2 separate regions of the Homo sapiens genome follow, and region 2 is linked to region 1. Evidence: chromatin loops called from intact Hi-C (ENCODE). Cell type or tissue: GM12878. All regions are shown on one strand. Links, peaks and the distances in the headings refer to the core of each region. The heading gives the core; the rest is flanking DNA. Region 1 has its middle 15 kb from the start of LINC00690. Region 2 overlaps RFTN1 (raftlin, lipid raft linker 1).

Region 1 (6,581 bases), core at 1,692-4,191:
GGAGCTGTTGCAGCCATTTTGCAATCATGAGGGAAGAAGCCTGAGGCAAAGGCAACATGCTTAGGGTAGCAGAATAGGAATATCGACAAATCTAGACTCCTATATTAGGTTGAGCTGCTAAACCAATCAATGCCAGTACTGCCTCCCTACAAACTTAGTACCTAGTCACTCAGAGATGAGACTATGGAGTCAGACTTCCTAGGTTCAAATTCTAACTTTACCACTTACCAGTTGTGTGACTTTGGACTTCTCTGTGCCTCATATTTCTGATTTGTATACCTACCCTGTAGTATTCGTTTTAGAATTAAATGAATTGATATGTGGAGAATGCTAGAACCATAACTGATCACTCAAACATTTAACATTTTTTTATCATTTAAGACATTTTGTGTTGCATCTTCTAGTTGTTGCTTTTGAAAGCATCCTATGTAACACAGCAACTTTCAGTTAACCTTTCTCCTGTCAAAAAGTTAGGAAACTAACAACAAAAAGGCAAACCATCCCTTAAACAATGAAAAAAGGACTTGAATAGATATTTCTCCAAAGAAGACAGACCATGGCCCACAAACACATGAAAACACACTCAGTATCATTCATCATTAGGGGAATGCAAATAAAAATGAGGCACCGCTGCACACTCATTAGGATGGGAATAATTTTAAAAAAAAAGAAAACAGAAAATAGCGAGTATGGGTGAGGATGTGGAGAAACTGGAATTTGTATATTGCTGGTGGGAATGTAATACGGTTCAGCCACTGTGGGAAACAGTTGGCGGTTCCTCAAATGACTCAACACAGCATCACCACAGGACCCAGCAATTCCACTCCTAGGTGTCTGTACCCAAAAGAATTGAAAACAGGGACACAAGTACATGTATACACATGTTCATGGCAGCACAGTAGCCAAAAGGTGGAAGCAAACCACATGTCCATTGATGGATGAATGGATAAATTAATTGTGATATATACATACAGTGGAATAATATTCAGCCATAATAAATTAGAAAAAAATGATGAGAAATGGGAAAAATATCCCATTTACAAAAGCAACCAAAATCAAATACTCAGGATCAAACACAGAAGAAAAACAAAACGACCTAAGGACATGGAAGAAGACTTGAAATGCAGGGAAACATCACGCACCTGAATGAGAAGGCTCGGGGCCGACATAATGTCAATTATTTCCAAATCAATCTGTGAATTTAATCCATCTTTAATTTTTTAACTTGACAAACTGATTTTTAAATTCTACTCAAAGAATAAATATGTGAAAGTAACTAAAATAATTTTTTTTAAAAGGAGCCAGGTGTGGTGGTTACGGGACTGTATTTCTAGTTACTCTGGAGGCTGAACTGAGACAGAAGGATTGCTTGAGCCCAGAAGTTTAAGACCAGCCTGGGCAACATAGTGAGACCCCATTTAAAAAATTAAAGGGGATAGCTGTTACTAGATAGTAAGATATATTTCAAAATTACTCTAATTTGGGAATTTGATACCAACATAGGAATGAGAAAATTGATTACTGAACCAGAAATCAGAATTTATCATATACTGATTGGTATGTGCAATTGGTAGGAAAAGGAAAGATTAATTAAATAGTCTGGGAACAACCGGCTTGAAACTAATATACTAAAATAAATTCCACAGGGATTAAATACAAAAATAAAACTACAATAGAACTCAAAGAAAATACAAGTAAATATTTTCCCATTTACCAGAACTCATCCATATGGCTCAACTCAACCGCAGGGGAGGCTTGAAAACGTGTGTGGCTCTTTGGGAAGCACTCACTGTTACTGCCATAGATACCTAACCTATTTCTAGGAATGAGGGAAAGGATGAAACAAAGGATTGAAACCGAAGGGCTTTCTGCCTATCCTTATGTTTATCAAAAAATTCCAATACCCAAAATACACCATCCCACAATTATAATTGGTTGCATAGGCAAAGCTTCTCTTTCTCATTTGATAATCCTGTATATCTTTATAAGGAGCACATTTTTAGCTGATATTCCAGCTGCATATTGGAATTACATCTGTTCTCATTCTCTTGTTAATAATGTTAATAACGAAGCTTGACTAATAAATTGCAAGGGCTAACTTTGGAGTGACTGGTTCAAAATTCCTTGCTAGTGAGGAAAACAAAAGAACAAATATATTTTAAGAATAGATCCACCATAATAACATGCTGATGGTCAAAACTGATCAGGTAATTTGGATGAAGCCTCACACCTTCTTACACTTTGCAAAAGAAATAGCAGGAAAGGACAGACAAGCCTGGGCTCCTGTTCAGCCCTGGGGAGGAAGCAGGTACAATGGAGCTGGCAGTGTGGTCATTCCTGCTGTGCCAAGCCAATTTGCTTGAACTTGAAACAGAAGTGTTAACCTCACGGCACGCAAGTCCACCCATCCTCTGCTTTTGCCCTCCTTGGGGGCTTTCAGTGGCGCTTGTTGGGGGGAGAAAAAGGTGCTTGTTTTATTCCCAGTTGTACAGAGCAGCTGATCAGTGTCTGCACGACTTCTTGAACAAAGAATGTATTTCAGACCTTCTTATTGCTTGCTTACTTCATTTAACATTTAACAGATGTCAGTTGTGACACACACACACTTTCTCCCTAGGCAATGGATTAAGGCAAATTTCATTTTATGCCTGGCACGAAAGCCATGCTACATTGTATATTGAAAGACTTTTTTTTTTTTTTAAGAGAGAAAGAGGGGAAAAACAATTCTGCCTTAAAATCCCTAATAATGCAAGAAAACCAATTTCCGCAAAGGCATTGTCCTGGAAAGCTTTGTTGGTTTATGGTGCCACCTAATGGGGATGTGTCAGATTACACAAGGGCTATTGCATCAGGTCGCACACCCTGTCATGGTGAACACACTGGTGGTGTGTGGCTGGGAATGCAGTTTATGCAGATGCCTGTGCTGGATGAGATGTTATCGTCACGTACTGTGTCTATGTCTAGTTATTTAACCTTGGGCAAGTCCCTCCACGCCTCTGAACTCAAGGATCCTCACCTAAAGGAGGCTTCTGGATGCCTTCTTTGTGAGACTGTTCACAGGACAAAGAAAAGGTGTACTTGGCTGGGCGAGGTGGCTCATGTCTGCAATCCCAACACTTTGGGAGGCTGAGGCAGGAGGATCACTTGAGGCCAGAAGTTTGAGACCAGCCTGGGCAAGATGGCAAGACCCCATTTCTACAAAATAAAAATTAAAAAATTAGCTGGGTGTGGTGTGTGAGCCTGTATCATACTCCATATCTGGGTAACAGAGAGACTCTGTCAAGAAAGAAAGAAAGAGAAGAAAGAGGAGAAAGAAAGATGAGAAAGAAAGAAAAAAGAGAAAGAGAAAAAAGAAATAAAGAAAAGGAAGAGAGAGAAGGAAAGAGAGGGAGTGAGGAAGGAAAAGAAGGAAGGGAGCAAGGAAACAAAGGAAGAAAAAGAGGGAAGGAAGAAGGAAGGAAAAAGAGAAAGAAAAGAAAGAGAAAGAAGAAAGAGAAAGAAAGGAAGGAAGAAGAAAGAAAGAAAAAGAAAGAAAGAAAGGGGAAAGAAAAGGTATATTTGAAATGGAGACATAGCCCAAGGCTCTTAAACTCAGGGTTATGTCAGTCATGATGTAATAAAATCATGAGGCCCTACATATATTGTTTTTCTCCTTTTGGTATAAGCTTGGGTTTCAGAGCCATGTTTTTCGACGCCAGTAAAACTTCCAGCACTAGCATGGAAATGAACTGCAGTCGATGGCTGCCCTCAAGGTTGGAGAGGGGATAGGAAACTGGGGCTGCGTTGAACTGGACAACACTTGTCTGGTCTCAGGTGGATGACTGGTGTCAGCCCAGAATGGCCAGGAGGTGTGGCAAGATTTTCCTGTTTGCCTAAAGAAAGTAACCACTTGGGATCTCCTGCTTGTAAATGTTGGCCCAAGTTTTTGAACTCTACAGGGGCTAAAGAAATCATCCCCGAGGACTGAGTTCAGCTTGTGGGTCTCCAGCTTGCGCTCTCTGCTGTTCATTGCTATAGTCTTGCAAGAAGGTGGGTGCTAGGTGTGGAGCCCACTCTATCCAGGGTACTCTATCTGTGGGGAAGGGGGGCTCAATGCTCCATGTCTTGGGGGAGGATAGTGGGAATCTAGTGGCAGAATCAGGAGTGGGGACCTGAATCATTATGTTACTGGCCTGAGGCCAGAAGCTCAGCCTGGTGGAGGCCTAGGTAAGGCCTTCCCTGGTTGTCAATCCTCCTTCCTCGCCACCATGTCTTTCTCTCCTCTTCCTTGGAACGGCTTTCCCTGAAGCCTCCAGGCTTCTCTGATGAGATCCCCTCAAGAGCTAAACAGTTACTGGACACCATTGAGAAGAGTGCCAGACTGAGAGTCAGACCTGTGCATACACACTTGCTGTGTGGCCTTGAGGGGGAACCTCCACCTCTCTGAGTCTTTGTTTCCTCATTTATAAAGTGGGGAGGAAGAGAAAAGCCTTTCCCAGCTTCTCAGGATGGCACCTGGGTACAGATCATAGAGATGATGCATGAGGCGTGCTTTGTGAACTTGAAAGTGCTGAGCAGTACTTGGTTATTGTAAAACAATGACATCTACTTTGAATAATTCTTAAATCCTGGTACAGAATTAAGAAAGGATCATCTATTCATTTAGTCAACTATTTGTTCAAGAAATACGTACTGAGCCTCCATTATGTGCCAGGTACGTCTAAGCAATGACTAAGACAGACATGGATTGCCTGTCATGGAATGTCAATTCTAGAGTAGGAGGTAGAGAATAGGGAAGAAAGGAGGGAAAGAGGGAAGGAGGGAAGGAAGGAAGGAAGAAGGGAAAGAAGGAAGAAGGAAAGGAAGGGAAGGGGGGAAGGACAGAAGGAATGAGGGAGGGAGGAAAGGAAGGAAGGAAAGAAGGAGGGGAGAAGGGGAGGAGGGAGGGAGGGAAGGAAAGAAGGCGGCTTGAAATTGGCCATGATGAGTATTTACACCACCAACATTGAAAAACTCAGTAAATCAGGGTCCTTCCTGCAGGCTGACTTTTAAATATTTGCCATCAACTACTGAAGCCAGAGATTAGAGTGAGGAGCCAGAGGAGGATTCTGAGTGCAGGAGAAACACAATTTGCTATCAATTTTATCCATTTTTCAAAGTTTCCTCTTCATGATGTGGAGAATAGGCTGCAGCCAGGCACAGCAGCAGCGGGAGTATCAGCCTAGAAGGCTGTGAAATAACACAGGCATGAGATGCAAGGTTGGGCTAGCAATGGAGTAGCCAAACACGGATGGTTGGGATATGATGGGGGGCAAGGCTGATGGCATTCATTTGTGGATTGGCTGTGGGGTAAAGATAGAGACACAGCTGGTGAATCATACAGACACACTCTGTTCATGAAGAGCTTACACTTTAGTGGGAGAAACAAAGCAGGCAGTCAGCTAGGACTCCCACAAATATTTAGTTATAGTGGCTCTCGATGACATATAACGCAGGGAAACCTAGCCAAGTTTGGAAATGACATTTAAGCTTTGCTAAGGTGAGGTACGGTACAATCACACACCCATGGAGATATTTACATATTTCCTCCACAACTGATTTGGTTCTGCAAACATGCAAGGCCCCAAACATGTCATTCGCTAGTAATGGACTATGGCAAGGAGGAATCAGGAACGTGGAAGCTTTCAAAAATTGCCTACCCACCCAACTTCTGGGTTTTGCCTGTTCCGTCAGGATCCGCTGTGAGCTGCTAGGGTAATGGGGCAAACGGTGGAGATGCAAATGAAAATAGAAATGCTGAGAGAACAGGTTATCTAGTGGAAAGAGGGTGCCAAAGGAAGCAGGGTAGCTAGTGTGAGTGGACTGTTTGATACAGTTTGGGAAAGAGAAAGTTTTGGAGGAGAGCAGGTACCCTGATAAGGGGAGTCTTGAGGAAGCAGATAGGCGATGAGTTTCTTCAGGGCTGATGAATGGTTGTGTTATTCAACCGGTTCTGCACTGACCACCATGTGACTTTGCTCCTAAGAAAAAGCAGAATATATTTCCCCACCCCTGGATTTGGGGTTTGGCCATGTAATTTGCTTTGGCTGAAAGACGGAGATGAATGGGAGTGACAGGGAGCCAGTTATGAGATTTCTGCCTTAAAGGCTTTCCACATTTGCCATTGCCATCTGCCATTGTTTGCCACACGAGGAGAATGAGAGACACACGCTGCAGAGCCAGCCCAGCTGAGCCCTGCCTATGTCAGCCAAAAAGCAGCTGACCTGCAGACATGAGAGCAGTTATAAATGATCATTGCTTTACCCTGCCGAGTCTTGAGGAGGTTTTTGCACAGCAACAGCTGACTAATGCAGGGCTTTACTGTGTGTCCCACAGTGTAGTTTGGCTTTTCCTCATTTGACTTAAGTAGAGACTTTAATTAGTTCTAAATGCTTTCCAAATGGTTACTATTTCTTTTGATAGTATTGAAACTGCCTTTGCAAAAACTATGTCAGTGAGAAAAATTATAACAGTAAGCTGAGCTAAATTGTTGCAGGTAGTTAGATGGGCATGAGCGGGGCAGGAGAGTGCTCTTCCCCCACCTACTAGGAATGTCAGGTGAT
Region 2 (6,581 bases), core at 2,639-5,138, 120 kb before region 1:
TCACTACTTCCCAAGAGTCCCCATTCAATGAGCCAGGCCACTGTAGGGATCTGAGCTTGCAAGCCCTGTCTTAGAATAAAGACAGAGTCTTCAGAATTTTAGATTCTGGGTCTCAAGAGGAGAAACAAAGGGTAAGGGATGAGCATTCTCTGAGATTTACTTTCCTGGAAATAAAACAGCAAAAGCCAAAAGAATCGTTTCTCTTGCATCACTTGACCCTGGGTGGACAAGGCTGACTCATTCAGTCATCTGTGTTGCTCGTAAGCACTTGGGAGTACAGCTTGCTGATATGGCCTAAGAGGAAACATTTCACAGACTCCAAGCATATGGTCAATTTGGGATGAAGCAGCTCACCGTAACTCTCAACAACCCACTGCATCTCTTCTAAGAATCACTGGAGGAATCTGTTCTAGAACAAGGACTGCAGTAGCCTTGGCTAAGTCAGCAGCTAGAGAAGTGGGCCCTGGCCTGAGGGGCTCATTACAGCACCACACACAGCCTCCTCCAGGCTTCTCATGCCTGCCCTCCCACTGTTTCTCTTTGGACACCACGTTCCACTTGTTCCACAATGTCAATAGTGGGAAGGCCCTTCCCACTTTTTCACTCCCTATTCCAGTCTACCCATCATGCCCAACCTAGAGCAAATGACAGCCGCAGAGCCTCCTCTTCTAAAGCACTCTCATTAACAAATTCCAGGTTAGAGATGCAAACCAAGACCTGTAGACTTACCTGGGCAATTATATAATTTGCACATATATTTTGCAGCTCCCTAGTAGATAGATAAGTTTCTTGAGATCTAGGAGCTCCTTAGAGTCATCTTTGCATAGTGAAATTACATATACATATTTACCTTAGAAAAATCCAAACAAAAGGGATAAATGTTTACCACTTAAAACAGTGCCAGTTATTCTATTCAATAGGCAGATGTGCCCCAGAATGAACTCGAGAAGGGAGGCGTGGAGTTCCTGTTCCCTCAATGCCAATTCCCACAAATGCTTCCCTAGGTGCAAAAATTTCACCATCCTAGGTGTGATTCCAATGAGTACTCACTATAAACCCAAACCAGCTTACCTCCCCTTGGGGTTCACTGTTGGAAAAGCAATCTGATCTAGTCCTGAAGGAAGACATGCATTGGTCAGGTAGAGAGATGCCACAGTATTACATTTTATATGCACTTCAAAAGATTTTCAAGGGTAACTTTGATTGTACACATTTTCCACCTTCCACAAGAATTTTAGAATTGCAGCCTCTGCATTAACTACAGGTCCTCTGTGTGCCCCCACCCTAATCCTAGGCCAAAAGGTGCCTGATAAATGTCCACAGAGCTCCCTAGTATGCTGGTCCCTGTACCATGTAAGGCATTACTCTACGGAAGCTGTCGCCAAAGGACTTCAACTCATTCATGATGAAAAACACACCAATGACGCCCCTAGCTCCATGTGTGTACAACGACAATTCAACAGCTGAAAAATGGCCAGCACCATGCATTTTTGTACTGCAGTTACATCTATAACCATAAAACAACCTAGAATTAAACCCACACTCATGAAACATCAGAAGTGACGTTTTAATAACTGACTTCTGTTAGCCATCAAGTTTCAAGATCTTTAGCAACTCATTCTAAGGAAAACTACTTGAAAAAAATGAAGGATCACTTAACTATACTTAGAATTCAGAGTGAGTGCAACTATATTGTCTATTAAAAATCACTAAGTGTTCCAAAGAAAGAGTTGAGAAAATGAAGTACAAACTCTCTTTCTACTTATTCACTAAGTATTTCATATTCAGCTATTCATTCTTGAGTCAAAGTAACTTGAGTCAAAGTAACTGACTTGACTAAATTCAATACACTTAGAATTAAGAACAGTTTACAGTTAGATGTGTGGCTAGGCCTGCCATGGTAAAATGAAATGGCAGTTATTAGAATTTTCAGAAGAAAAGATCAGGTAATTTTTCAGGGATGTAAGTGAAATCTGTCAAAATGGCAGTGAGCTCAGAGGAATGTTACTGCACTTGAGAACTACTTTTGGAATGACTCATTAATAATTTAGTTAGACTGTCAACGATGCTCTCCAATTACTCAAATACTACTAGAAAACATTTCATTAGGAGATTTAAATAAACTCTTCCTGCCTCATGCTCATTACTCCCCATGTTTGCCCAAAAGAAATCAGGCCCAAGTTAAAAGCTGCCCCTCCAGAAACATTTCCTTGGTTTCCCTTCCAGTGAGAGGTGGCATCTCCTTCTCCCAAACTCCTGTGGCATGAGGCACATATCTCATTTACTTAATTAGACTGCAAGTGCTTGGAAGGCAGGCTCCACATTCAACTGAGCCTGGCATTTGCACTCTCTAACTTCCCACCACATAGAGCTCCTAGCACAATACTCTGAAAAGAGTACTCACTCAGCAAGTGTTAGTGAATGAGTGAGGGGATAAATGCAGGCTTGAGGGGTTCCGTCTGGTGTTTCTGGCATATCCCAAAGCCCAGTTATTTGTTAAAAATTTTATGTGAACCCTCCAAACACATTAGGTTGATATCGAAGTTTCACAGAGTCATCTCATGGTGATTCTTGGTAATGAAGTTCACTTGGGTCAACAATAATCTAGAATGTGTATCTACATCTCTTTCAATGTGCTCCACTTGAAAAATATTAACCAAGTATTTCTTTCTCTTTTAAAAGCTAACTCATTTCATTTAACAGCATCTATAACTGTCAGAACTTTGGCAGACTTTGTGAAAAGTATCACTTTAACTGTCTGAATTAAAAATTAATCACAAAAGTCTTCCTTTGTTTTGTTTTTACTACTTAAACTCCCTATTGATAAAGAAAAAGTCCGTTTTTTTTTTGTTGTTGTTGTTTCTTGAGACAGGATCTCATTCTGTCACCCAGGCTGAAGTGCAATAACACAGTCACATCCCAGGAGCCTCCAGCTCGTGGGCTCAAGTAATCCTCCCACCTCAGCCTCCCGGGTAGCTGGGACTACAGGCGTGCGCCACTACACCCAGCTAATTTTTAAAATTTTTAGTAGCTACTAGGTCTCTCTACTTTGCCCAGGCTGGTCTGGAACTTCTGAGCTCAAGAGAATCTTCTGCCTTGGTCTCCCAAAGTGCTGGGATTATAGGTGTGAGCCACTGCACCTGGCCTTGATGTTTTTTTGTTTGCTTATTTTTAAGATCGTTGGAGTCTTTTCCCCATAATACAAAAAAAATGCAGTTATTGCATTTGCTAGGAGAGAAAATTCCTGTACTTTAAAATTATATTTTACAATGACTGCTTCCAACCTCCACCACTCCTCCCACCTAATACCATTGGGGCTAGAAGTGGGGATGATCCTCTTGATCATTTTTGCCTCATTTTACATGATAAATTATCAAACTTTTGCATTTTTTTAAAAAAGGCAGTTCCAAAGACTCAACACAAAGTTACCTAAGGAATTTCCTTCTCTGGATCTGCTTGTCCAGGAGTTGAAATGTTCATTAAGTTCATCAGGCAGGCAGTTCAGGAACTCTGGATGAAAGTCAGCTCAAACCCAAGGAGACTGCCAACTTCCCTTTCTTGAAAACCCTCCTGCATACAAAGTCTCATTCCTCTCAACAGTTTGCTCATTTTTGTCTTCTGGAAAGTAAGTTCATTTGTTCATGCTACGTTAGTGGAAGTAAACAACCCCTACTGAGCCCCCAGCTTCACTGCTGGCTTATAATGCACTATTCCCCAAAGTGGTGGTTCTTATTTCTGAAGACGGGCTTCCTCACCCATCTTGTCCCATCAGATAACTTAGAGTTTGGTGCAAGCCTTGCAAATCATGTAGTAACAGCCCCTCATTGTAGCAGCTAGAATACGGAGGCCGAGAAAGATCCATCGATGTGCCCCTTGCACGACACTGCTTACTAGTAGCCAAGTGCAGCCTAGAACGCAGGCCTCCTGGCCACGAGTTCTGTGTTCTTTCTTACCTAGCCTGGTGCTTACAGCTCTCCTAGGAGTAAAGTGGCAAGCCCCAATAGTGTTGCTGAGTGCCAGGCATGAAGCCAGGCAAGAATTAGGTCCTCCACACACTTGCTACTCAAAGTGCGTGCCACGGACCATCAGCATCTGCCCCATCTGGAAACAAGTTAGAAATGTAGAGTCCCAGGCCTCCCCTGAGACCTGCTATATCAGACTCTGCTCTTTAACCATATCCCCAGGAGACTCACAAGCACATTAAAGTTTGAGAAGTGTTGCTCCACAGCAGGGAGAAAAAAAAAAAAAGATACACCTTCACTTTTTGAGTTAAGCTCAGGCCAAGTCCTGAGCTCATGTCACCGCCTATGGCAGATCACACTGAAGGATGTGCCAGTGATCTGACCCAAATGGACTTGTCTCCTTTAAACACTAAGGCCACTCGGATAATCTGCAGAATAGAATCCCTGGAGCCCAGTGGATGCCTTATAGAATCCATACAACTCATTTGTCTGTTTTGTTTCCTTGCTGAAATTCTGATTTACTTACTGACTACTGAGGGGTAAAATGGGGGAAAGGTTGAGTAATAAAAGTACTTCTTTATGGAAGATCAAAGATATCCTCCCCCACTTTCTTTTCCTAAAGTGGTTCTCCACAAGAATTGTGGGTAAAGGAACTCAGCACGTGCTTCATGCCAGGATTAAGAATGCAGGTACGGGAGACAGCCTTCCTGGGAGCAAGGCAGAACTCTGCTTGCTGCCATCCGTGTGACCTTGACAACTCAACATTTGTGTCTCAGTTTTCTCACCTTTAAAATGGGAACAAAGATGACACTTATTTCATAGCCATATGATACAGATGAAATGATAATGATCAAGCCTCACATACAGTGAGTGCTCACTAAATATAAGCTACTGTCATTATACATATCCTATGTGTCAGTGTCACTCAAAACCACTGTGGCCCCCAATCTTCTCATGATTGACCCAGATAATGATCAACAGCCAATCAACCTAAAGGAACCAATAATGGACTGGGCGTGGTGGCTCACACCTCTAATCCCAGCACTTTGAGAGGCCTATGTGGGAAACTCTCTTGAGCCCAGAAGTTCCAGACCAGTCTAGGCAACATGGCGAAACCCGGTCTCTACCCAAAATAAAAAAATTAGCCAGGCATGGTGGCGTGCACCTGTAGTCCCAGTTACCTGGGAGGCTGAGGTGGGAGGATGGCTTAAGCCTGAGAGGCAAAGGTTGCAGTGAGCTGAGATCATGCCACTGTGCTCCAGCCTGGGTGACAGAGTGAGACCCCATCTCAAGGAAATAAAAAAGAAAAGAAAAGAAACCAATATGCAGCCAGGCTCAGTGGCTCACACCCATAATCCCAGTGGTTTGGGAGGCCAAGGTGGGAGGATCGCTTGAGGCCAGGATTTCAAGATCAGCCTAGGCAACATAGCGAGACCTTGTTTCTACAGAAAAAAAAAAGAGAGAGAGAGAGAAAGACAAACTAATACACATAAAAGGCAGACACTGAGAAAAGTCTTGCCCTACCAAAACATGTGTGAATTCTGGGTTCGAGCAAAAACATGCACCACCTTTCACTTTGAATTCTAATGTGTGTTGACGTAATGTGTGTTGATGTAGAGTAAGAGCCCCAGAGCTTGATCAACCATGAAGAAATAAAGGAAAGGAAAGGAAAGAGGAGTCAGTCTTAGACACGCAACCTCATGCCTCACAGCTGTCCCTTATGAGCACACCAGCCAAATGCTTTGTCTACCTGCAAAGTGACTTTAAAAGGAGAGAACAAGGAGGAGCTGCTCTGTACTCCCTTTTTAAAATGTGGCACATGCTGTCATTCCTTCTATGATAGTTGGCCAAAAGACAAATCTGATTTCCTTTCCCAGACTTCATTTTAATTTTTATTTTTATGAAAGCAGGAAAAACATACTGCTCTCTCCATCCCATCCTCACTGTTTTTTTTTTTTAAAAAAATTAATATTGTTCCTTTTGAAAGACTAACCCCACTTCTCTTTTCTTAATTAGGCTCAACTGAAATATAGGCATAAGCATTCAACTGGGCAAGCCAAACTGAAAAACATCCCCAAGCCCTGAAAATCTAAATCAAGACCAAACCAATTATAGCATTTTATTTAGGTGGTGTTTATTTTTTGTATTTTTTTAACTGTCAAGTGATTGACAGAATTTATGGTAGGCGCAAAATGTTAAAGTATTTCTAGACTTTGCGGGAAGACATTAAGTTTGTCTATAGCCTCTAAACAAAATTATTTGTTTTCCAGTCATGCCTTTCAGTTTAAAAGTATTGCACTTTTACTAGCCACATCATTCTGGGCATATGCTTCTTCTGAGGAGACATTTTTCTAGCTGAGTTTAATCCAGTGAGTTAAAAGAGGGAAAGAATGTAAAATGGAACTCTCTACTTGCAGTTGGACATGCATTTGTTTTTCATCGCAGGATGCTAGGAAAGAAACCTCTCTGGTTGTCTAACTGTTTGCCTCACCTGTCTGAGGGCTGAGGCCCTGAGGACAGCATGCAAATTTCAACCCCCAACCCCATCCTCTCACTTCCCCTCCTCTATTGAGCATAACTTAGCCGCAACAGGATGCTACCCATTCACCCGTGGAGGCC

Evidence for each region. A loop is a pair of places that touch in the nucleus more often than their neighbours do. Peaks named below come from ENCODE experiments on the same cell type or tissue, not always from the same donor. Only the 100,000 strongest peaks of a DNase experiment are listed, where the experiment ranks them.
Region 2: a loop joins it to region 1, with 2.3 times the contacts of the local background. A loop is called at or near these places in 2 of 110 quality-filtered maps.

The regions. Positions count from the first base shown.
Region 1 is chr3:16,548,142-16,554,722 of GRCh38, forward strand. No RefSeq gene overlaps it. Among named protein-coding and RNA genes, the nearest start is that of LINC00690, 15 kb to the left of the region's middle. In GM12878, for the core only: a CTCF peak has its summit at 2,824 (motif pointing left); DNase peaks (open chromatin) are centred at 2,344 and 2,820; H3K27ac peaks cover 500 bases.
Region 2 is chr3:16,427,266-16,433,846 of GRCh38, forward strand. The region is part of intron 3 of RFTN1 (raftlin, lipid raft linker 1); the gene reads right to left. Among named protein-coding and RNA genes, the nearest start is that of RFTN1, 83 kb to the right of the region's middle. RefSeq lists a silencer at 6,460-6,581. In GM12878, for the core only: no CTCF peak of the experiment used is centred there; a DNase peak (open chromatin) is centred at 4,096; H3K27ac peaks cover 1,438 bases.